3 separate regions of the Homo sapiens genome follow, and all the other regions are linked to region 2. Evidence: chromatin loops called from intact Hi-C (ENCODE). Cell type or tissue: dorsolateral prefrontal cortex. All regions are shown on one strand.

Region 1 (8,000 bases), 170 kb before region 2:
TCTTTATGTGTAGTTCCCAAAGGAGGTAACTCCCTGCCTTGACACCTTTAATACCTGCTCTTTCTTCTGCATGGATAGTCCTTAGCCCACCCCATCAAAGCGGCCAACCTCCCCTTGCCTTTTCAAGGCTCAGCTAAAAGCCTCCTGCCATCCAACACCTTCCTGATCCTTCTGCTCAGCCCCATCCCCTACCACCCTAAGTTAGATGCTTCCTTTGAACTTTCATAGATAGTACCCCTGCAACCCCTCTCCTATCATTTATTGAAACCAAAGGTTTTCCTGCAAGCAAGGGATTTTGTATCTCTGTGCTTGCAAAATCTGGTGTAGTGTCTGGCATATACATAGCAAATGATTGATAAATGTTTGCTGAGTGAATGGATGATTGGATAAATTAACAAACAAACCTGAGGAAGCTCACTTGGAGTCCGAGTCACCTTTGGTCCGGGGATTAGATGAAACTGTTTTCCAGTATTGATGGAAAAGTCCATAGTTAGTCTATGAGGTGCCATCCTGGGTGGGCTCTGGAAAGAACCCAGTTTTCTAGATCAAATCAAGAGTCAATGCACCTTCTTGGAATATTTCCATGCAAGAAAGTGCCAAGATCCAAACCAAATGTCTGGTTTCAAGTTAGATTCTTCCAACATTATGGGGAGATAGAGTTGCATTTGCTTACATGTTCATCCCCATAGTATTAAAGTTTTGATATTATACCCAAGAAATGTAGATGTTAGGTTCCATTTCATTTCTTCCTGAATAGGTGAATGGGGAGGTTTGGGAATTTCAGTTCCTAAATTAGGGACAGTTACGTTTTTAATTGAAAAAAAAAAATAGAGGAAAAATCTGAAGCTGCATTGGGTTGCAATAAATTTTCTTTTTTTTCTTCAAGACAGTCAAGACTCCCAGAGAAACAGAACAGCTTGTCTCATTAATCACTAACCATCAACAAAAAACAGGAAGACGGTAGGAAATTCCTCTGCCTTTCTCCTCTTGCAACCCCACCTTCTCTATTCCTCCCACTCCATTCCCAGGTCAGAGACTCATAAACCTGTCCTGCTTCCTCTAAACATTTAAATTTTTAACCTATAAATTATAAGACATTTTTAAGAATGGAGTTTTAAAAACTGGACATAATTATCATGCCCCAATCATTATAATTCTTCCATGTTCCCCTTTAGGTTTTTTTTTTTTTTTCCTCCATATAGCTACAGGAAACTTGTTTTTAAATCCCCAAAGTGAAAACCTCTAGGGACCTCATACTATAAAAAGCTGAGAACTTCCCTTTTTGGTCCCTTGAGGAAGAGGTCAAACATAACCAGATCATCTTTTTGAAGGACAATTCAGCTGTACTAAGAGCGAGATCGAGCATTACCTTAAAGTACAAATGAATACTTAAAGAGATTTCTTGGCCAAGGTGGGCAGATCACAAGGTCAGGAGTTCCAGAGCAGCCTGGCCAATATGGGGAAACCTCGTCTCTACTAAAGTTACAAAAAATTAGCCGGGCGTGGTGGTGTGTGCCTGTAATCCCAGCTACTCAGGAGGCTTGGGCAGGAGAATCGCTTGAACCCGGGAAGCAGAGGTTGCAGTGAGTGGAGATCGTGCCATTGCACTCCAGTCTGGGTGACAGAGCGAGACTCCGTTTCAAAAAAAAAAAAAAAAAAAGGCACAATCATTACAACTAGCACTATACAGTTATTGTCCATTTGAGGTTTCTTTTTTTACAGTATGTCATGGACATTCCGGTTCAGTGTTGAGGTTTTGTTTCTTGCTGCCCTATTGGTCTCACTCCGTCAGCCAGGCAGGAATGCAGTGGTGCAATCATGGCTCACTATAGCCTTGACCTCCCAGGGCTCAAGTCAGCCACCTCAGCCTCCTGAGTATCTGGGACTACAAGCATGGACCACTACGCCTGGCTAATTTGTGTATTTTTTTTTTTTTTTTGTAGAGATGGGGTTTTGCCATGCTGTCTAGGCTGGTCTTGAAATCCTGAGCTCAAGCAATCCACCCACCTCAGCCTCCCAAGATGTTAGGATTACGGGCATGAGCCACTGTGCCTGGCCTGGTGTTCTTATTTGTTATGAGTGCCTGCAGGTGTCACAGAGCTGTAATTTAAGAAGAGGTTAATTCAGACCCCTTTTGACCCCAGAAAAGACAGTTTGTTGGAGGTCTGCACAGCCCTATTGTCTATTTATTGCTACCATAAGAACTCATCCTTTAGTGGCAAGGAATAATGGCAATTAATTTACTAGTTTCCCCATAAGCTACTGTGGAGAAGAAAGGCTTTTCTTTCAGTCATCCTACTTCCTGAGTTTTACCCTAAAAAGCTCTCATTCTAAAGTGAAGCAAGTGAGAGTCCAGAGTGAAGGATGCTTAGCTCCCAATAGCAGGAGAGGCCTTGAAGTTACCAAAATTAGGTTCCCTAACCGGAACATTTGGTGGATTAACAAAGGTGGACTACTTCTCACTAGTATCACTGTTTTGAGATTTAAATCTCAAAAATAGATCAGTAGTTTAGTAAAGACATCAAAACCAGCATTGAGCAGCACGTCACCTGCCTGAACACAGCATGTGAGATGAGATGATATACAGTATCCTCTTCAGGGCATCTGACATAATGATGAAATGTGCAGGTTCCAGAATCAAAGTGTCAGAGCTAAAACCCAGCTCTGTCACTTACTAGCCATGTGGTATTGGGCAAATTGCTTAATCCCTCTAAATGAATCAGTTTCCTCATCCATATTATGGGATTAACGGTACTTACCCTCATGGGGTTGTTGTGCTATCTCATTTAATTCTTACAAGCTTTAAAAATAGTGCCAGAAACATTGTAAGCACGTGTTTGTTTGAGGGCCTCAGGTGTACAAATTGGCTGATGACAAACTACTGGCCCTAGCAGATGATGTAGTATCAGACCAATTAAAGACAAATTTTCAATATAAACAGTGTACATAACATAGGGATAGACTGCCAATTTGTTATGCCAAGAGACAGCAGAAATGTATGTGCCAGAAGATCTGCACATCAGGTCAAATAGACTACCACTCACTGAAGTTAAAAAGAAAACTGGAGTGTGGATTCAGAAAGTGGAAGGGGCTATTTTGAGAGAACATGTCCTTCAAAATGTATTAGCACAAAAACTGTCACAAACATTCACACCACCAAGCATCAGGTAAATTACTTTTTCAACTCCAAGGACTGAATCTCATTCAGAATTCCCAGGCCCTAACAGCAGAGGACAGTGCTGAACTGGGAAGCCGCATGTTGCCATGAGGGCAGGGCAGAAAGCCAAGTCACCTCTGTTAACTGTGTTGAATCATTAACCATAAACACATTTTTCACAACATTTTCTTTCATGGCCTGTTCTCAAAATTATTGAGGACATCGTGTAGATTTTGACTATCTCAATGTTAATGAGCCTGGAAAGCATGTTAAGAATTTCCAGTCTGGTGCTGTCATGGAGAGACTCCAACTCATCACTGTAAGAGGGCAAGCCAAGAGCTTGTAGACAAGGAAATGGTTCATTAGGAATCAACCAATGACATAAAATTGGTTCAATATGAATCGGTCAATGCCAAAAAAAGGCAGGGGAACTGTCCTAGATTGTGAGACTGTAGACGATGGGTGAGCCTTGCTTGATTTGATTCTGGGAACTACTGGAGAACTTTAAAAATGCAGTATGTTGTTGGATATTACTGAGTTATTATTTTTAGTTTAATAATGATGTGTCATGATTAGGCAGTAAGAAGTCATGCTTAGGAGATGCATATTGGTGTTTTTTGGGATGATGTGACATGCCATTTATCACTTCTAATGGTTCAGTAAAATCAACAGATGGAGCTCATGAGAGAGATAAAGCAAATGTGGCAAAATATTAACAACTGGTGGATGTATATGAATAATGTGTGAGTGCTTATTTTACTATTTTTGTATTTTTTTCTATAGGACTGAAAATTTTCTAAATAAAAAGCTGGAGGGATCAAGAGAATGAAAAGGTAAGCCACAGACTTGGAGAAAATGTTTGCAAAAGACATGTCTGATGAAAGAGTTATCCAAAATACAGAAAGAATTCTGAAAACCCAACAATAAGAAAATAAACAACTCAATTAAAAAATGGACAAAAGATGGAAACAGCAGGCATTTCACCAAAGAAGATAAACAGAGGGCAAATAAGCATATGAAAAGATGTCATCATATGTCACATCATATGTCATCAGGGAAAGGCAAATTAAAACAACAATGAGATATCAATGCATTCCTATTAGAATGGCAAAAATTCAGAACACTGACAACACCAAATACTGGCGAGGATGTGGAGCAACAGGAACTCTCATTCATTGCTGGTGGGAATGCAAAATGGCCAATTTGGAAAGCAGTTTGCAAGTGTCTTACAAAACTAAACCTACTCTTGCCATATGATCCAGCAAACAAGCTCCTTGTTATTTAACAAAATAAACTGAAAACTTACGTCCATATAAAAATTATACAGCTATTTACATTTTTATTTATCATTGCCAAAACTTGAAAGGAACCAAGAGGTCCTTCAGTAGGTGAGGGGATAAATAACCTGTGGTACACTCAGACAATGGAATACGAGTCAGTGTTGAAAAGAAATGATCTATCAAGCCATGAAGATACATGGAGGAAACTTAAATGCATATTACTAAGTAAAAGAAGCCAATCTGAAAAGGCTATACTATATGAGTCCAAGCATATGACATTTTGAAACAGGCGAAATTATGGAGACAATAAAAAGATCAGTGGTTGCCAAAGGCTAGTGAGGAGGGAAGGATGAAAAGATGGCACATAGGGTATTTAGGGCAGTGAAACTCCTCTGTATGATACTACAATGTCATTATACATTTGTCCAAACCCCTACTTCAGTGTAGGTTTATTAGTTGTAACAAATGTACCACTCTGGTGGGGGATATTGATCATGGGAGAGGCTATGCGCGTGTGGGGATAGGGACAAGGGGTATGTGGGAAATCTCTGTACCTTCCTCTCAATTTTGCTTTAGATAATTTTGCTTTTGGGTACTGGTTCTTGGGTTTTAAGTAAATATTTATATTTGTATTGACTTTGCCACAGTAGGTACAGCAAATTTGCTCTAAAACTGCTCTAAGAAAATAAAGTCTTAAAAAAAAGCTGGTGAGGAGGGAAAGGTTTGAAAAAGGTAAAGGTAAGAAACTATGCCCCCATGCACCGGCTCCTGCGGCTTGTAAGGGTGGGATTTAGGAGCCAGAGAGGTCAGGTTGTTCACCTGAAAGGTGAGGCCACCTGGAGGGAGAATGGAAGCCCCAAGGTGAGGAATTCACAGTCTGCTTCTCTCTGATGAAAACACAGAGCTATACTAACCATATTAGAAAGGGGTTAAGAAATTAGTATGTAAACTCTCCAAAACCTGGTCAAGCACATTAGCTTTATTAAACCTCTCTATTTGGAAAAAAAATCATGTGAAAATTTTTATTACAACTAGCAAAAGCTACACAAATAGTTTAAAATCATACGATTTATGGGATCATTGAGACTTCTGGTCACTCAGTCATTAATCTAGCAAAGGCCAAGTGATTAACATAAGAATAAGCAGTCAGTAAAGTTTGAGTGTTGGGCAAGTTTAATCATAACCTCCATGTCTTCCTCAGGATTGGACTTTGGATGGAGTGAAGGGGAAGGAAAATAAATGTTCGGACTTATTCAGTCTCAATTAGATCACCACTCACTTCCTTCAGTCTCTGGGTAGAACAGAGCAAGTAGCAGAAGTATTACAGGAGAAGAAGGGGAGAGAGGAGAGAGAAGGGGAGAGGGGAGGGGATGGCACAGGAGCTGGGAAGGAGAGTATCAGAAAGAGGCACCTCTGTGTCACCCAGCCTGGGAATGCCAACTGAGGAGCTCTACTTTACTTAATATGCATCAATGCAGGACCAAACCTTTGTTGCTTTAAGAATCCTTTCAATTTATCCTTTAACGAAATCATAACACATACTTGATAAATGAGAAGCTACATGACAATCACTCAACCTCTTTCCAAGGAGAGGTAAATATGAGCTTTGTTTACCTTTTTGTTTCTATTCATTTTTAAGACAGCCAAGAAGAATATGAGCATACTATCATTCTACATAATTTAAACCATGAGTGGTACTAATTAATTTCTGTAGCAAGGTACCATGTGAAATTTGCTGTACCTGCTGTTGCAAAGTCAACACAAATATAAGTATTTTACTTTAAAAAACTCCCAAGAACTAGTACCCAAGTATTCCACACACTGAAATACCATGCCTCAAGAAATTATCAACAGATTTCTTCAGCTTATCAAAGCACTTGGCAATGATGCTCTGAGCAGACCCACTAACAATGATCACTAATTGAGGGGCATAATAAGGGGATCTGCTTTAGAAATCTCTATTGGTTTCGGACTTTTCCAGTGTTTCACTGAGATTTGGGGTATTAGGATAGCAGAGGGGTGGCATATTTAAGTGATGTCATAATCATGGAATCAGAGGAAAAACTCAAGGATTTCGGGAAATCATACCTGCTTAAAATACAGATATTTTACATAATTTCCAAAGTGCTTTATCATTTAATCCTCAACAGAAACACCATGAGATAAGTAAGGCAGGTATTATTATCCTCATTTTACAAATGACGAGATGGGCTCAGACAGCCTGGGCTTTGAACTGTGTTTTCGTTTGTTTTACTCTAAGGTTAATGTTCCTCCAAAGTAAAACAGACCTTCTTCTATTACTACCTCAGAGGCAACTGATGTTTACCTTTTTTAGAATAAAGAACTTGAGACATCTCACTTCCCAAATAAAGTAAGAGCTTCATCTCCCATGTCCCTCTCCCCACTCTACAAAAGTGACAAAAAGTCACTATTAACAAGTTGCTTCTCCAATAGATGAGCATTATTTAGACTCATCAATGAGAAGATGCTTTCTGGAAGTTGTAAGTTTATTTTCTTTTGTATCTATAAGAGCTCTGAGACATTAACTGCCTACAATGTTATTGTTAACAAACGTTGTTAACAAAGTCAATGTTACCTGCAAGTAGGCCTACATGCTCACAAAGAAACTTGAACCTATTTTGGGAATTGCTAAATTTCTCAAGCTGTGCATTTACAGTCGGCTGATCACATGTTTTTTCCTGAGCTGAAGACAGTAGCTTTAAAAAAGCCATCTTTCTCTTTTTTTCCCCCTTTGGAACTATTGAAGTCTCAGTCAATAATGTCCTCTCATACCCGTAAACTGTAGCTTATGTTCAATATATCCAAAGGACCAACACTGAATGTTAAGGCTCTGAACTGTCTGTCAGAGTAGGCCCAAGATTACATGGGCACCGCCACTGAACATTTTCAGGTCAGAAAATCTCCCAAACCCAACTCTTTGGCTTCGACAAACTGTATAATTAACTTGCATCTCAGATCAGCTCCTACCTTAAAATGTAAGTTGAGAAATGCCCATTTCAGAAGCAGCATGAGGAAATGAAGGTGTTAATAAGCCATTTGAGTTTACCCGTTCATTAAAGCACATCTTATCTTGATCTTAGTTTGTGTATTTTAAATTAATAATTTATGCTCTGCCAGTTTCACAAAGGACATGAGGCACATTGCTCACTGGCAAACTGTTCTCAAGAAAGAGTGGGCCAGGTGCCATATTCAGAGGCCTAGAACGGATTTCGTGCACATAAATATACAAGTCAGGCCTCCCTCCCTCTGTCTCTCCTTCCCTCTGTCCGTCCCGCCGTCCGTCCCTCCGTCCCTCCCTCCCTTCTTCCCTCCCTCCCTTTCTCTCATTCTTTCTTTCTTTCTTTCTTTCTTTTGACTGGGTCTTGCTCTGTTGCCCAGGCTGGAATGCAGTGGTGTGAACGTGGCTCACTGCAGCCTGGAACTCCTGGGCTCAGGTGATCCTCCCGCCTTGCCCTCCCATGTAGCTGGGACCACAGGCATGCGCCACTATACCTGGCTAATGTTTTGTAGAGATGGGGGTCTCACTTTGTTGCCCAGGCTGG
Region 2 (8,000 bases):
TTACAAAGTTGTCCCAGGACAGCCCAATCCTTCGTTGCTTACTTTATGTAATTTACAGGCTCCAGAAAGAAACAAAACCCGCATCTGCCACAAAAATTCACCCAACTGCCATTGGATCTTTGGGCAAAGCCTTCCTTGCCTTCTCTTTGGGATAAAGATGGCTTTGGGAAAGTGAATACTTTTAATCCCTAACATCTATATTGCTAATTGGTTTTATCGGCTGACTCCTCTCTCCGCATAGGAAGATTAGGGAAGAGGGGAATGCTGGGTGGGGGTGGGATGGGAAGAAATGAAGCAGAAAGAGATGGACAGGTGACATAAGCACCAAAGATAAATGCCTGCTTCAAAATGTTTCCTAGGGTTACTTCTGAGCACTGTTCCCTTGAAGACTTTAGGGGCATCTGTTATCATTGTCTGCATTTTCAGATGGAAAATAGAAGTCACTGAGGCTAAGTGACCAATCAAAGGTCAAATGACAGTGAGTGGTGGAGCCAGCGTGAGGATTCCTGTCTGTTGGCTTTTTGTATTGGAGTGTTTTCTCTCATCAGCGCCTCTGCAGCCACTCATCAGCACCACTTTGACTCTCACAGTTGGGTGAGCTCCATAAAGCAGGCCAGGAAAACCTCCCAAGGGTCAGGTCACCGGCAGTTTATGGGACAATGCTCTGCTGCTGCTCCCAGTCACTACCCTTCACACTAAAACAGAAAACCAGGCTACTCCAGAGTTACAGGGTATCTATCCCCTTCCTTTTGGGGATAAACTCAACCTCCTCCTATGCCCATCCCCAAGCCCAGCCAGTAGAAAATAATGGAATAGTGTGTGACCTTTATGGGCCCCTCTGAGGTAGGAAAATGTATGTGGCAAGGTAGTCAGTCTAGTGTGAAGCACAGGGGCTGTGGAATCAGCTCAGTGGGTTTGATGCCGGGTTCCAGCCCCACGGCTGCTGCTAGCCCATTTAGTGCCTTTGTTCATGTTAGAGGAAGGTGTCCCCTCTAGTGGGTGCAGCCCTGCCAGCATGTGGCTGGGCAAGTGAAACACAGGCTGGATTTTGGCCTCTATTTATTCCTTTGGCTGCCAGTGCCTTTGGGGCAGTGAGTGACTTACGCAACTCTATGTAAGTGCCCTATCCAGACTTTACTATTGGTCAACCTGAGCAGGTTGCTTGACCTTTCTGAGCCTTGGTTTCCCCATCTGTAAAACAGACAAAATAACAGTACCTACTTCGAGGGTTGGCAGGAGGTTAAATGAGATCGTGAGTGTAAAATGCAAGGACGGTGCCCTGTGAATAGTAAGCCAGTGTTCTATAAAATGGCAGCTGTTATTACTAGCTGTTACAGTTATGGCTTGGCTTTATAAAACAAGTAAAGCCTATACTTTTTAATACTCTGTTGAGGAGCTTGATTTGCCTAGACACGCATTTTGTAAATGGTGGGCAATTATGAAAAAGAGAAGCAAGATTCATAATAGATTATTTGTTACATTTTAATACAAATGTCATTATGATTCTTTTTGGTTGCACCATCTGAAGTAGGCATATCTGATATGGAATTTCTAATTACATGTTTTGTGCAAGAGAGAATCATTTATAAGTTCACACCCTGACACACCCATGCCCCTGGAGAAAACTTCAAATTTTGTGCGATGTCTTGGGCATTGGGACAGACAACTTCATTCAAGTTATTATTTGGTAAATTCTTGTTCTGTTTCCTGAGTAGTAGGATGAGGGATACAAATGAATAATTCAGAAGCAAACACTGAGGAATGTCTGATTTGCATAGGCTCGTAAATGAGCCTCCTAAACTGGGTTTTAAAAGAAAAAAAAAAGTGCTCTCGGATAGTTCTCAGGCCAAGTGAGGTCCCAGCGTGTTTGGTCGGCAGCTCTGCTGTCCACCCCACCAGGACCCGATATACTGTATTCTATTATTTAATTATCCTGGTTGGAAGGGGACATATATAATTTAGCCCTGGGAGCTTTAAAAAAATTCTTGACAATTAATAAATAGAATAGTCTTTTGTGTGATTTTAAAGTCACCGGAGGGCAGACATAAATTGTCAACTTACCTAAAAGAGAAACACTTGCCTTTTCTAGAGAGGCTCACATTGTCTTCCAGGGAGTGCATCATCCATAATTTAGCATAACTGCCTTGAAAATAAGTCTATAATCCTTAAATAACTCCGTGGGTCTCTTGCCTGGAGTCTTCCTTTCAACTTCTTTCATAGAAGAATTTATAATCAAATAATAACACTGATTTTAAAACAAGCAACCATACACACATCACTCAAGAACTTACTTAAGGTTTTGGGGGAGCCATTTCATTCACCAATCAAAATGAAGCAGCAACAACAGCAAAAGTCATCATGGTAAAACTTTAACTGAGGAGAGCACCTAAGGACTCGGTGACTCAGTGTTAAATGGATGGGAAGTCAGGTCATTTCCAATTATTGTGGCCTTTTACTTCCTGTTTCTCAGGATCAAATGAGAAAGGAGTGAGTCAGGAGGTGGGCATGATAACCCTGTATATCTCTGTGGCAGGGTGCCCTATTGTGCCTCAATGCCATTCAGACAGGAGCTGTTTATAGATGGTGACTCCTTCAGGTAACTGCTTGCAGAAGTGAATGCTTGGGAGAGTTCGGTTTTTGAGCAGAAGAAGAGAAGAATTTTGTGTCTGGCCTGGGAGAGAGATGGTGGAGGGCGGATAAAGAAAATAGAAGGGGAAGGCATAAAGTCCCATCTATTTTGCTCCCCCTCCCCACCCCCCAACACTCATACAGGTTCACACTGGCTGGAGGGGTTTCTCCAGAGCCCAAACCAAAGCACCTAGTTTGCAAGCTTGCAGCTTTGGGAATCTAGACGACATGCGCAGCATTGGGTGGTGATAGGGCCAGTCTTCCCACCTCTACCTTGCTTCCAAAGGCAAGGCGGCTTTTGTATTTAGACTCAGGGCAGCCACAAGCATTCCTTCTTAAGTAGCCCATCATTATAATTCAGCACGAATGTCAGTGTGACTTGTTGCCACTCACAGGCTGCGTCTGGTGAGGTCTGGGCTATTTTGGTTTTAGAAATAATTTATAAATCATTTAGAAATATTTATAAATGACTTTAATGTACATTACACTATCTCATTTAATCCTCCCAATGACCTTAAGGAGAGTACTACTGAAGAGACAGGGACTCAATGGCCTTTTTTTTTTTTTTGAGCTGGGGTCTTGCTCCGTCACTCAGACTGGAGTGCAGTGGCGCGATCTCAGCTCACTGCAACCTCCACCTCCCGGGTTCAAGCAATTCGCCTGCCTCAGTCTCCCAAGTAGCTGGGACTACAGTCGTGTACCACCACGCCCAGCTAATTTTTGTATATTTTTAGTAGAGATGTTGGCTAGGCTGGTCTTGAACTCCTGACCTCAAGTGATCCACTCGCCTCGGCCTCCCATCGTGCTGAGATTATAGGCATGAGCCATCGCGCCTGGCCTGGTTATAAGTCTCAGGGTGACAGAGGTGGTGTGGGCTGAGCTGGGGCAGGGACTCAGGTCCTCCAGGAGACCTGCACGTAACAGGTGACCAGTGCACCCTAAAGCCACCTGATGAGCACCGCCTCGTGCCACAAGAACACTTTCTAGCCAGTGTTTTACATATTTCTTGGATCTCTGGGAATTGCCAGTAGACAGAGTATGATGCTGCGTATTGGTGATTATGAATGCTGTTGGCCATGGGTGTTAGATGTCATCATGTGCCAGGCCCCTGAAGAACACAATCTGTTCACATAGTTCCTCTAAAACTTCGTTTTCAAAACAGGTCTCATCTTTCCTTACTTCTGCCAGCGTTCTCATTCTTGATTTTACATTTGGAGAACAGAGAATCTAGACAAAATTAAGAAGAAATTGAACATTGAAAAAAAATCAATAAAATAAAATCCTGAACCCAAGAATGATCAAATTTTACTTTAAAATTTAACTCAAAAGGGATAGTTGTTCTGGCCTTCAGACATGCTTTGTAAGAAAAAAAAAGGATGGTTGTTTATGCCGTGATGGGCTAATTGAATAGGTAAACATGTGAGGAATCCTTATTTTATTTCTTACGCTAAAATGAGAATCCCTGTAAATTGGAATGTAGTCTTATCTTATCGAAAGGTTTCACTGTTCAGCTCTGCTTACCCATCAGAATCACATGGGAAATGGCAAATCACAGAGGCCCAAGCTCAACCCTATTCCTACCGAATAGAATCTCTGGAGGTGAAGCTCTGTTTTAAAATTTTCCCAACTGGTTCTGATGCGTACCAGAGTTAAGAATCAACCAGCACACTGAACTCGCAATTTTAGCAAAAACCCAAGGAACCCAGGGGCCTATGCAGAAAGCAGGAAATGCCCTCTAGTGGCCAAAAGACGCCATCATCCATTCTCCATGCTCTTGGGCCCTGGGACCCATGGCAGAGTTAGAGAGGTGGCAACAAAAGTTCCAGTTGTAAACTACAGTATAATCCACTGATTCCACCAATATGCCCCTAAAAGTTAAACTGTAAGACCCATGAGGGCAGGACTCACTTGTTCTTGTCTTGCCCATGAGGGTGCCTGGCATAATGTCTGACCCATTGTGATGGAAATCCTAGAATTAAGGCTCAATTTTATGTGTTGCCTATTAAGCCTCAATTTTACATGTTGCCTTGACATATATGGTAAAATCAGGAGGGTATCAAATGGCCTAACTGCAAGTTTCTTCTCGCCTGTTCTGCTCCCATGAACAAGGTCCCCTAGCCAAATAGCCCTCCTTATCAAATGAACCAGACAGAGTTCCTGTTTATCCCGTACTAGTGGGTTCTCTGCCTGCTTAGGGAATTATTCAAACAAGTCAATCACTTCCTCCCACAGGAACTAGGCCACCTCACCCCCTTGATACTACAAATCCTGCCTCCATGGCACTTGGCTCTTCACTCTGGCCCTGAGTGCAACCCTGTGTGGCTCTGCATGGCATGGGGTATCTTCCTCCCCCGGGCTGTGACTTCATGTGACTAACAAACTACTATCAATCTCAACTGTCTAGTAGTGAGCTGTTGTGTGTTCAGCTATCCCCATGATCCTGGAGTGAAAATTGCTCTCACCAAAGAGGAGGCAATCAAAACATCCATAGCAAGTGTTTTGTAAATATTTGTTAAATGAATGAATGGGACCAAAGGGCTGTTGACAAGTTTAAATACCTTTATTTTATTGATTTATTGTCAATTTTCATAAACTTTCAAAGTGATCTTAGGCACAAATGAACAATTCAATGAATATATTCATAGAACGTTAAGGCTGGAAGATATCTTAGAAATCTTCAGGATTAACCTTCTTGTTTTATTTCTAAGACAACTATTGCTCAGACAAGATCATGAATTCCTCAAGGACAGTGTCTATATTTTATTTATTTTTGTATTCCCTTGGCTCATCACAGAACTGGTGTACAGTACATATTTGATAAATGAATAAACAAGGATTAAGTGAATTTCCCAGGAGTACATGGTAGGCAATGACACCAACAAGGATTTAATTCCAGAATTAAACAGATATTTGTCAAATGTCTTCTGTGAGCCAGGTGCAGTGACTCACACCTGTAATGCCAACACTTTGGGAGGCTGAGGCAGCAGGACTGTTAAGCTCAGAAGTTCGAGACCAGCCTGGGCAATATAGTGAGATCCTGTCTCTACAAAAAAAAAAAATTTTTTTTTAATTAGTTGGGCATGGTGATGCATTCCTCTAGTCCCAGCCCCCAGCCACTGGGGAGGCTGAAGCAAGAGGATTGCTTGAGCCTGGGAGTATGAGGTTGTGGTGAGCTAGGATCACACCAGTGCACTCCAGCCTGGGTGACAGAGTGAGATCCTGTCTGAAAAAAAAAAAAAAAAAATCTTCTGTGAGATACAGTATCTTGCTAGGTACTCTCTGAGAATGTAACTAGGACTCCAGGCAAGGGCTACAAAAATGAGAAAGACACAGTCCTTACCCTCAAAGAACAGACACTCTGCAGCTGTGCTGTCCAATACTGTAGCTTCTAGTGACATGAGGCTATTTAAAACAAAATTAATTAGAATTAAAAATCCAGTTCCTCAGTTAAATTAGTCACATTTCAAGTATTCAATGGCTAAATGGTGGCTGGTGGCTACCATATTGAACAACAGAGCTATAGAATATTTTGATTGCTGTGGAAAGTTGTATGGGATAGCATTGCTATAGAGAGAAAAATGTCATGAACCTGAAGCCATAATAGAAGGCAGAAGATGATAACAGAGGTACAAATTAATTGCCATGGGGTCAGAGAGGATTGTTTCAGAAAGTCCCCACATTATTCCAAGTTTTCTGAAGACAGGGACTCCTAGCACTTAGCATAATGCCTGACTTGTAGAAGATGCTCAACTCATTTATTGAATGAAAATAAACAACTTATAGCAGTAGTGCTTTTTTCGTAACATTTCAAAAACAGGGGAGTATAGAGAATATATGGCCATCATCAATGTATCCACAGACCAACTTTATAAAATTTTAACATTTTGCTATATTTGTTTCAAATATAGAAAAGTATGTACATATTCCCTTAAAACAAATATAAGATCTGAAACAAATATATACTACAATTTATCTATTCTACTTTAAATGGAAATGTATCCTATTTCCAGTTTTTACAATTACCAATAAAGCCATAAGGAACATTCTCATAAGTGTTTTTTATAGAAACATTCAGAGTTTATTCCCAGAAGTAGCATTGCTAGGTCTGAGGTTATATGAATCTTCAACTATTCTAAACATTGACAAGTTGATTTCCAAGGGGATTAACCAATATATAGTCCCATCAGCATTGTATGAATGTTCTCATTGTTCTGCATTCTTGTCAACACTCAGTATTGTCAGGCTTTTATTCTTTGCCAATCTGATAAAGTGAAAAGATTCACTGAAGTATTTCCTAGGATGTTAAAGACATAAGAACAAGGCAAAAAACCAAAAACAACAACAACAACAAAACTACCCTGTTATAATCCTGGCATTGGGGTATGAGAGAAATAACAGAGTTATTTGCTTTTCATGTTGTAATGAGAAAATTGGCACTAGGTCCAAAGTGGTGACTGACCTTCAAGATAAGCAAAACTGCAAGAAGAGTATAAGTTTTATCATGCTCTGCCTGTTTGCCACTACTAGGCATAGGCCAGGACACTTTTAAATAGAATTGGGAAATCAGAATATTTTCAGCATGTTTGCAGTGTGTTATACATTCTTCCTAATGTAAACATAATTTATTTCCTCATGTGTCTCATTAAATGCACCCCAGGAGAAAATATTCACAAACTATGCATCCAACAAAGGACTAATATCCAGAATCTGCAAGGAACTCAAACAAATCAGCAAGAAAAAACACAAATAATCCCATTAAAAGTGGGCAAAAGAACATGAATAGAAAATTCTCAAAAGAAGATGCACAGTCAATAAACATATGAATAAATGCTCAACATCAGTAATGATCAGGCAGATGCAAATTAAAACCACAATGAGATACCATGTTACTCCTGCAAGAATGGCCATAATTTAAAAAGTGAAAAAACCATAGATGTTGACATGGATGTGGTGAAAAGGGAACACTTTTACCCTGCTGGTGGGAATGTAAATTAGTACAACCACTATGGAAACCGGTGTGGAGATTCCTTAAAGAACTGAAAGTAGAACTACCATTCGATCCAGCAATCCCACTACTGCATATCTACCCAGAGGAACATAAGTTATTATATGAAAAAGACACATGCACCTGCATGTTTATAGCAACACAATTCGCAATTGCAAATATATGGAACCAGCGTAAGTGCCAATTAACCAACAAGTGGATAAAGAAAATGTGGTATAAATATACCATGGAATACTACTCAGCCATAAAAAGGGCAACTTGGATGGAGCTGGAGGCCATTATTCTAAGTGGAGTAACTCAGGAATGGAAAACCAAATACCGTATGTTCCCACCTATAAGTGGGAGCTAAGCTATGAGGATGCAAAGG
Region 3 (8,000 bases), 210 kb before region 2:
TTTCTCATTAAATTCTCATATCAGCTCTGTGTCATCAATTATTATCATGATTTTACAGATGAAAAAAACTAAGGCTCTGGCTTATTAAAATAACCTCCTCAAACTCACACAGCCAACGAAGTGGCCCAGCCTAGCCGTCAACCCATGATAGTCTCGACAGCCCCTCTCAAAATTTCAGGAGTACAATTTTTAAAAAGCCATTTATATTTTAAGACCTTTCTTATTTTAGATCCTACGTGTCACATCTAGTTTGTTTACTCCAGCGTCAAATCATATTACCTTAAGGTGAAGCTGCCTAAGTCCCCAATAACATAAATGAGAATGAAGAGCTACAATAGTAAGATGATCTTGAACTCTCCCCAAACAGTTATGCTCAATAATTATTTATTAGGGCAGAAAAATACGAGGCACACGTAACAGTTTCCCCCAGAAACGGTTAAAGTGAAAAATAAAAATTTTGGCATTTAGCAAAACAATGTTTATCTTGAACTTCAACAAACTTCTATCTGACCTAGGTTGCCTTTTATTATACTTTCTGTCCTATTTAGTTCCTGACTCTTCATTTTTTGTCTCCTGAGGAGGAAAATGCCACATTTCCTTCTCCCTTTCTCTATACAACTGTGTAAACTTCTATTTTCACTTCGTGTGTTCCTCTTTGCCCTCTCTTTTTTAAACACAGTTCCATTTATATTTATTCCTACTGCTTGATACATATCCTTTTGATGTTTAGGTAGTACCCAATCATAAATTGGTAATAATTTGGTAACCTGATTACGCATTTATTCCTTGGGTTTCAGTGGCATTATTTTGTTTTATTTAATTAATTAATTAACTTTTTGTAGAGATGGGGTTTCACCATGTTGCCCAGGCTTGTCTTGAACTCCTGGGCTCAAGCAATCCACCTGCCTAAGCTTCCCAAAGTGCTGGGATTACAGGTGTGAGGCACCACACTCAGCTTCAATGGCATTATTTTGAAGAGCTATTTACACTGTGCCCCCCTTAGGAGGTCCTTTGATATGTGATAAATATAGCGTGTACCCATCATCATAGCTTGGTGTGACAGAAAGAACCTAGTCAGGTTTTGATTTGAATTCTAGTTCTCAAGTCACTGAACATTCCCAAGCCTCAATTTTATCACCTATGAAATGGGGATAATATACCACCACCCAGGATGGTTGTGAAGATTAAATGTAAGTAACACAGAACAGGAGGATCAACAAACATTAATTCTTGCTTTCCTTTCTTCTTCTTTTTTTTTTTTTAGACAGGGTCTTGCTCTGTCACCCAGGCTGGAGTGCAGTGGTGTGATCAGGGCTTACTGCAGCCTTGACTTCCCATGCTCAAGCAGTCCTCCCACCTCAGCCTCCCAAGTAGGTGGGACTACAGGCACACACCACCACACCTGGCTAATTTTTGTATTTTTTTGTAGAGGTGGGGTTTCGCCATGTTGCACAGGCTAGTCTTGAACTCCTGAGCTCACATGATCTACCTTGGCCTCCCAAAGTGCTGGAGTGCAGGGATTATAGGTGTGAGCCACCAGGCCTGGCTTTCTTTCCTTTCCTCTTATTTGGATTAAGAAAAACTATGTGGTGTGGCGGGGGGAGAATATATTAGATGAATTTCTGGAGTCTTAATTCAACTTTGTTCCACAAAGCAGGAATATGTGAGGGAAGAAGCTATGCATATTATTTCCTTTTCCAGGGCTCTGAGCTAGTTTACAGTCTTCATGCCACTTAGAAAATCCATGCGTTTCAGCAAGGTAACTTGTGCTGGATGGTGTTGTGTCTGTTGGCATCTTTTGTATTTTTTGTTGACTTCCCCAAAACCAACCAAATCGAAGAAAATCAAGTGCATAAAAAATGAAGCAGAGCTATCATTGAAACTGACATTACACAATTTTTTGTTTTTTTTTTTGAGATGGAATTTTGCTGTTGTTGCCCAGGCTGCAATGGCGCGATCTCAGCTCACTGCAACCTCTGCCTCCCGGGTTCAAGCAATCTCCTGCCTCAGCCTCCTAAGTAGCTGGGATTACAGGCACGCACCATCACGCCCATCTTATTTTGTATTTTTAGTAGAGACAGGGTTTCTCCATGTTGGTCAGGCTGGTCTTGAACTCCTGACCTCAAATGATCCGCCCGCCTCAGCCTCCCAAAGTGCTGGGATTACAGGCGTGAGCCATCGCGCCCGGCTAACATTACACCATTCTTTAACATTGGAGATAATGATGAAATAGAATTCAGGGTACTAGTAATGAGTAGTTGGCAGAAGACACCAAAAAAAAAAAAAAAAAAAAAAAAAAGTCATGGTACCCTTTAAAAAAAGGCAGCAAATTTCTTCTTGGCTAGAAGCAGTTACACTTTAATAGAACAGATTTGACTTTTTTGACAGTCACATGACAGTGATTTTGGATGGCCTCAGGGACTTGAACAACACCTACGTATCAGTGTGTGCTGCAGCTGAATCAAGGCTCCAGTCAACCTGCGGTCTGCCTACCCTCAAAGATAGAAAAAGGAAGAACAATTTGCATTTGAAGAAATGTCTGAAAATCTTCATATTCCAGTTTGACCCTCATTCGTCATCCCCTAATAACCCAAAGATTCACTTTCTTTTTTTTTAAATTGAAGTCTCCCTCTGTTGCCCAGGCTGGAGTGCAGTGGCACCAGTTCGGCTCACTGCAACTTTCATCTCCCGGGTTCAAGCGATTCTCCTGCCTCAGCACCCCAAGTAGCTGGGATTACAGGTGCCCACCACCACACCTGGCTAATTTTTGTATTTTTAGTAGAGATGGGTTTCACCACGTTGGCCAGGCTGGTCTCGAACTCCTGATCTCAAGTGATCCGCCCACCTTGGCCTCCCAAAGTGCTGGGATTACAGGCCCAAAGACTCACTTTCATATGACTCTTACCTAAACCTAAAGATGGTTCTTCCAGCTATGGAAGCCTGGGGTATGCGAATATCACTGTTACTGGGCAAACACAGACCATGCTTATGTATGGAATTTATATTCAAAGGAAAACCCCTCCCACCAGCCAAATAAAAGCGTGCTTTAGCTTGTATATGTCTTTACAATATTTTGTCTACATACCACCAAACCTTTTACTTAAGAGGGAAGTAATTGTTTTACCAGAAAATGTGATTTATTTCTATATGCTGAAGTTGAAACATTGAAAAAAAGACTGGTAGACCCTAAGAGACGCAGAGAGAGCCAACACTATATTAAAAAAAAAAAAAGGAAAATTTGAAAAATGCTCAGATACAATACAAATGAGAAGACATAAAATCTGAGATATAAATTCTGTGGCCAGATGGGGAGATACATGGGAGAAATGTAAAGCTCTTTTTCCCTTGGAAATGGATTAGAGCTTCATGAATGAAAAGTCTTGGCTGGGCAAGCACTAGAATTCTGCATCTGTTGGCCACAATTTAGAGTCGGAGCTGGGACAGTACTTAGGAGACTGCTTGTTTGTGCCCATGTCCCCACCGCATGGTCACAGTTGCCTCCTATTTTGGATGTGATAACAGATCCACATCTGTGGCTCACAGGCTTCTGGAACTCAGCACATACCAGATTCTTTTATGCCCAGGTTGCTTAGGTTTCTGGATGCTGTGAGCCATTCCCTTGCTCTCTAGGTTCAGATCTGCTTTGAGGAGTCCAGGGGAAAGACAGGGCCGCAGCAGGCAGGTAACACCGTGTCTGGCTCATCTTTGCTTCTCCTCAGAGACCGGGACAAGCAAGACATTTTAAGCCTCTAGAATTCAGACTTGCCCTCCTTTGCTACTTTGGTTTTAATGTCTGCCGACACCCTCATCTCAACTTGAACCTAGTAAATCATCCTCTAAGCAGGACAACACAGCACCAAGGGGCCCGAGTTTCAGTTGAGGTCTGCAGTGAGTTCTAATTGAAGGAATAACACCACTGAAGCCTTAGAACAGGCTGGTGGGAGGCAAGGCTGATGCTATTACTCTCAACTTTCTGTTGACTACACTGAGATTCAGACAAGTGCTTGCTCAAGATTGCAAACATCGCCAGATGACAAAACAGCTTGGGCTCTACCTAAGCCTCTACCCTCTTGGCAAGGCCCTTCCACTAAAGCAGAAGGCCTTTCCTTCCCAGACAAGGTGGCTCAGAGACTTCCAGATGGGTCAAAACCTCAGAAACTCAGAAGCATCCTAGCAATTGGTAAAATGGAACCAGTAAATGCAATGCAGTTTGACGAATATCAATAATGTCTTTAAACCAGAGCAATACCAATAAAGGGGTGTTTGCTGCCATTCTTCACAAACAAAATATTCATTAGTTTCTTATTGGGCACTAGTAGGGAGAGAACCTTTCTATTAAGTAGTAATAACCACACTGTATTGGTATTTTGAAATATGGTTTCATTATTAAACCATGTTATGCATCTGTCTTAAACCACAAGGGGGCAGGGTTGATGTGCCAATATATGTATTTTTTGAGTGAGTTGTTTGCATCTGATTATAGAGACAGGCAGATACACATTCTTTATAAAACCTAATGCAAATGGGCTGGGCATGGTGGCTCATGCCTGTAATCCCAGCACTCTGGGAGGCCGAGGCCGGCGGATCACCTGAGGTCAGGAGTTCAAGACCAGCCTGGGCAATATGGTGAAACCCTGTCTCTACAAAAATACAAAATTAGCCGGGCATGATGGTGGGTGTCTGTAATTCCAGCAAATTGGGAGGCTGAGTGGGAGAATCACATGAACCTGGGAGGCGGAGGTTACAGTGAGCCGAGATCATCACACCATTGCACTCCAGCCTAGATGACAGAGCGAGACTCCGTCTCAAAAACAAAAAAACAAAACCTAGTGCAAATGGACTGGTAAGCCTTCCAAATTATTAAAAATAATAATAGGTATACTGCAATTTATATTGCCCTTTCCCTGGCAATATTACATCAACATGATACTTCAAAGCCCACCTTAATTCAGTGCTTGGTAAATAATCTTTACAGCTAGATTGAGGTTCTGAAAATAGTAGTGCAGTTACACAGAGCATATTTGATGTTCACTTGCACGCCCATACCCATGTTGATACTGGTGAAGAATGAATTTCAGAAAAGGATAGGCAGAGCCAGTCACGGTGGCTCACACCTGGGATCCCAGCACTTTGGGAGGCTGAGGCAGAAGGATCGCTTGAGCCCAGGAGTTTGGGACTCACCTGGACAACATAGCAAGATTCTGTCTCTATATAAAATTGTTTAAAAAATTAGCTGGATGTGGTGCTGTGCACCTGTAGTCCTACTTACTTGGGACACTGAGGCAGAAGGATCACTTGAGCCCAGGAGTTCAAGGTACAGTGGGCAATGACTGTGCCACTGTACTCCAGCCTGGGTGACAGAGTGAGACCCTGTCTCTAAAATGATGATAATGATAATAATAGTAATAGATTAACAAACTAAAGGATCAATAGAGGTAGAAATATAATAGAAATGTTAGACTAATACATGACATGCCTCATGAGGAAAATCTAGTGGAGAAAGAATTACCAGAATACTAAGCAAGAGAGAACCCAAGACAACGTTTGATGACATAATGAAGAAGGTGAAAGTCCCAATAATAAGTTTATAATCTTTATTAAGATGCTGGTGAGAAAGAACGATATTTCATAACATCCCCTATCACAGGGAGTCAACCTAGTCCATGAACGACTCAGCCAGTTAGACATAGCCCTGTGAGTTTACCAGTAATCTTTGTGTACTTCTCTTCAGGTCAGGGCATGGAGGCTGGGGATACAGGTATGAAAGAGGGCAGGGGCATCCCTTTTAGGGATGTGTGCCGAGGAAGGGTCCTAATCATCCTTGCACTCAGCCCTCTGGCCCTGTGCTACCTTCCCTCATCCTTCTCCATCTTCTTTGTAGCAGGAGGAAAGCTTTGCTGTGAATCATGCAGAAAATTCCGGGAATTATGCAGTTATGCAGTAGGCCCATGCAGCAAACCTTTTCAACACCCACACACACCCACACACACACACACTCACACTCTCTCTCTCTCTCTCTCCATGTGGTATCATAGCTATTATGCCAATTCCTGATATGTTTCTCTCCCCAAGCCATTCTGAATGGAGAAAGATAACTTCACCTCTGTAAATATAGAAGAGCCTTCCACACCTTGCCCAAAGAGACACCACCTGGTTAATAAACTTGAACTGTACAAGATTCCATCATCATCTCTAGCAGTGTGTTTCTCTAGTGCAATGGCTTTCTAAGTATAGCCGCTGGACCAGCAGCATCAGCATCACGTGGTAAGGTGGTCCAAACAGAAACTCCGGGTTGGGGCCTGGCAATCTGTTTTAGCAAGCGCTCCCGGTGAGTCCACTGCACGTTTGAAAGCTATCACTCTCTGCCACATTTAGTCTGTCTATCTGTGATAAGGGCCAGCCAGCCTTCAGCAAACAGGCTGGCAAGATTTCTAGCACCAGGACATCTGGCAGAGTTCGGAGGTGAGAGGGGTTGAAGGTAATGGTGCTAGCTCACCACCCCAATTCTGGAAAAAATGCAAAGTGGTATGTCCAGTGTTCTCAGGGTCCTTGGTACTGCGTGGTGAGTGACAAGCAAACATAGTATTTTTCTAAATGGGAGATGATGTAACAGAGTAGCAGCCTATTTTCCTGATATTTTGCCAGATTTCTAGATCATTCAACATGTAAAATTAGGGGGACTCTGGATGTTTGTTTGTTTGTTTGTTTGTTTTTGAGATGGAGTCTTACTCTGTCACCCAGTCTGGAGTACATTGGCACCATCTTGGCTCCTTGGCGGAGGGAGCAACTTCTGCCTCCCGGGTTCAAGTGATTCTCCTGCCTCAGCCTCCCAAGTAACTGGGACTACAGGCGTGTGCCACCACGCCTGGCTAATTTTTGTATTTTCAGTAGAGATGAGGTTTCGCCTTGTTGGCCAGGCTGGTCTCGAACTCCTGACCTCAGGTGATACACCTGCCTCGGCCTCCCAAAGTGCTGGGATTACAGGCATGAGCCACCACGACCACCTGGTACTCTGGATTTTTATACCCTCATATTAAAGGAACATGCATCATGCTTCCTTTTCTATGAATGAGTGGGCACTGCATTTCTCACACACTGCAGATACTCATGCAGAGAGAATTCTTAACCATCAGATCTGGCACTGAAATGAGGCTATAACTACAAAGCATAAATAAAGGCTTGCGTTTAGTCAACCCAGAGGTCTTGCCAGATGCTCTATTTTGTATTAATAGGGAATTAATAAGAAAATTTTACAAACCTAGGTGCACCTGCTTTATATATTCAATTAATGAGGCTTTGTTATTATTCCAAAAGGATGGAAGCTTCTCCTCACGAGGATATTTACAGCATGACAGCTCCAACGTAATTTCAAAACACTGGGCCCAGATGTAGTTGTAATCTTGCATTCCACCTAAACACAAGCATATTTAATTTTTGTTAGGGTCTAAAATTGGAGTGGAGCCAAGTATCACGTGCCTCGGGGACAAATGAATCAGACAGCTACATGTAAACAGGAAAAAATGAATTTGACATATTAGCTTGTAAAATCAGGGCTTGACATTCTATTACCCAGGCGTGACTAGACAATCCTAAATATTCCCATATGGGTAACTGGATCAGAGCTGACTGAAGTTCAACTGTGCATCAAAATTAAGTGACGGGTGAAGGAAGGGTCCTTTTTTGTTTTTATTTTTTGAAATCCTACATTACAAAAATGATTCTTTGAATTTCATTTCTTTCTTAAATTACATTTTACATGGATATAAGCTAGAATAAGATTCCTTTAAAATATTTCTACAAATCATTTATAAATACACTTACTAAGCAAAGCTAAGCATGCTAATTTGGGGGAATCATGGGCCAACATTCACTATTGCCAGGTACCATATGAAGTGCTTTGTATCAGCTCATTTAATCCTCACAGCAATTGCCCCTACTTTACAGATGAGGAAACATGATCACAGATGTTAAAGAAAAGTGCTCAGGGGTTTTGGCCAGTA

What was found. Hi-C counts contacts between places; a loop is a spot of excess contacts. Peaks named below come from ENCODE experiments on the same cell type or tissue, not always from the same donor. Only the 100,000 strongest peaks of a DNase experiment are listed, where the experiment ranks them.
Region 1: a loop joins it to region 2, with 3.0 times the contacts of the local background. A loop is called at or near these places in 15 of 110 quality-filtered maps.
Region 3: a loop joins it to region 2, with 3 times the contacts of the local background. A loop is called at or near these places in 88 of 110 quality-filtered maps.

The regions. Positions count from the first base shown.
Region 1 is chr12:68,896,096-68,904,095 of GRCh38, forward strand. All of the region lies in intron 2 of CPM (carboxypeptidase M), which reads right to left. Among named protein-coding and RNA genes, the nearest start is that of CPM, 33 kb to the right of the region's middle. In dorsolateral prefrontal cortex, a CTCF peak has its summit at 3,231; a DNase peak (open chromatin) is centred at 3,266; H3K27ac peaks cover 1,851 bases.
Region 2 is chr12:69,066,153-69,074,152 of GRCh38, forward strand. No RefSeq gene overlaps it. Among named protein-coding and RNA genes, the nearest start is that of TODL, 62 kb to the left of the region's middle. RefSeq lists an enhancer at 1,711-2,910. In dorsolateral prefrontal cortex, CTCF peaks have their summits at 4,354 (motif pointing left) and 4,554; a DNase peak (open chromatin) is centred at 4,369.
Region 3 is chr12:68,859,638-68,867,637 of GRCh38, forward strand. It overlaps CPM (carboxypeptidase M), which reads right to left. Exons shown (of 9, transcript NM_198320.5): 7 at 7,259-7,411. Among named protein-coding and RNA genes, the nearest start is that of MDM2, 55 kb to the left of the region's middle. In dorsolateral prefrontal cortex, a CTCF peak has its summit at 4,424 (motif pointing right); no DNase peak of the experiment used is centred here; H3K27ac peaks cover 639 bases.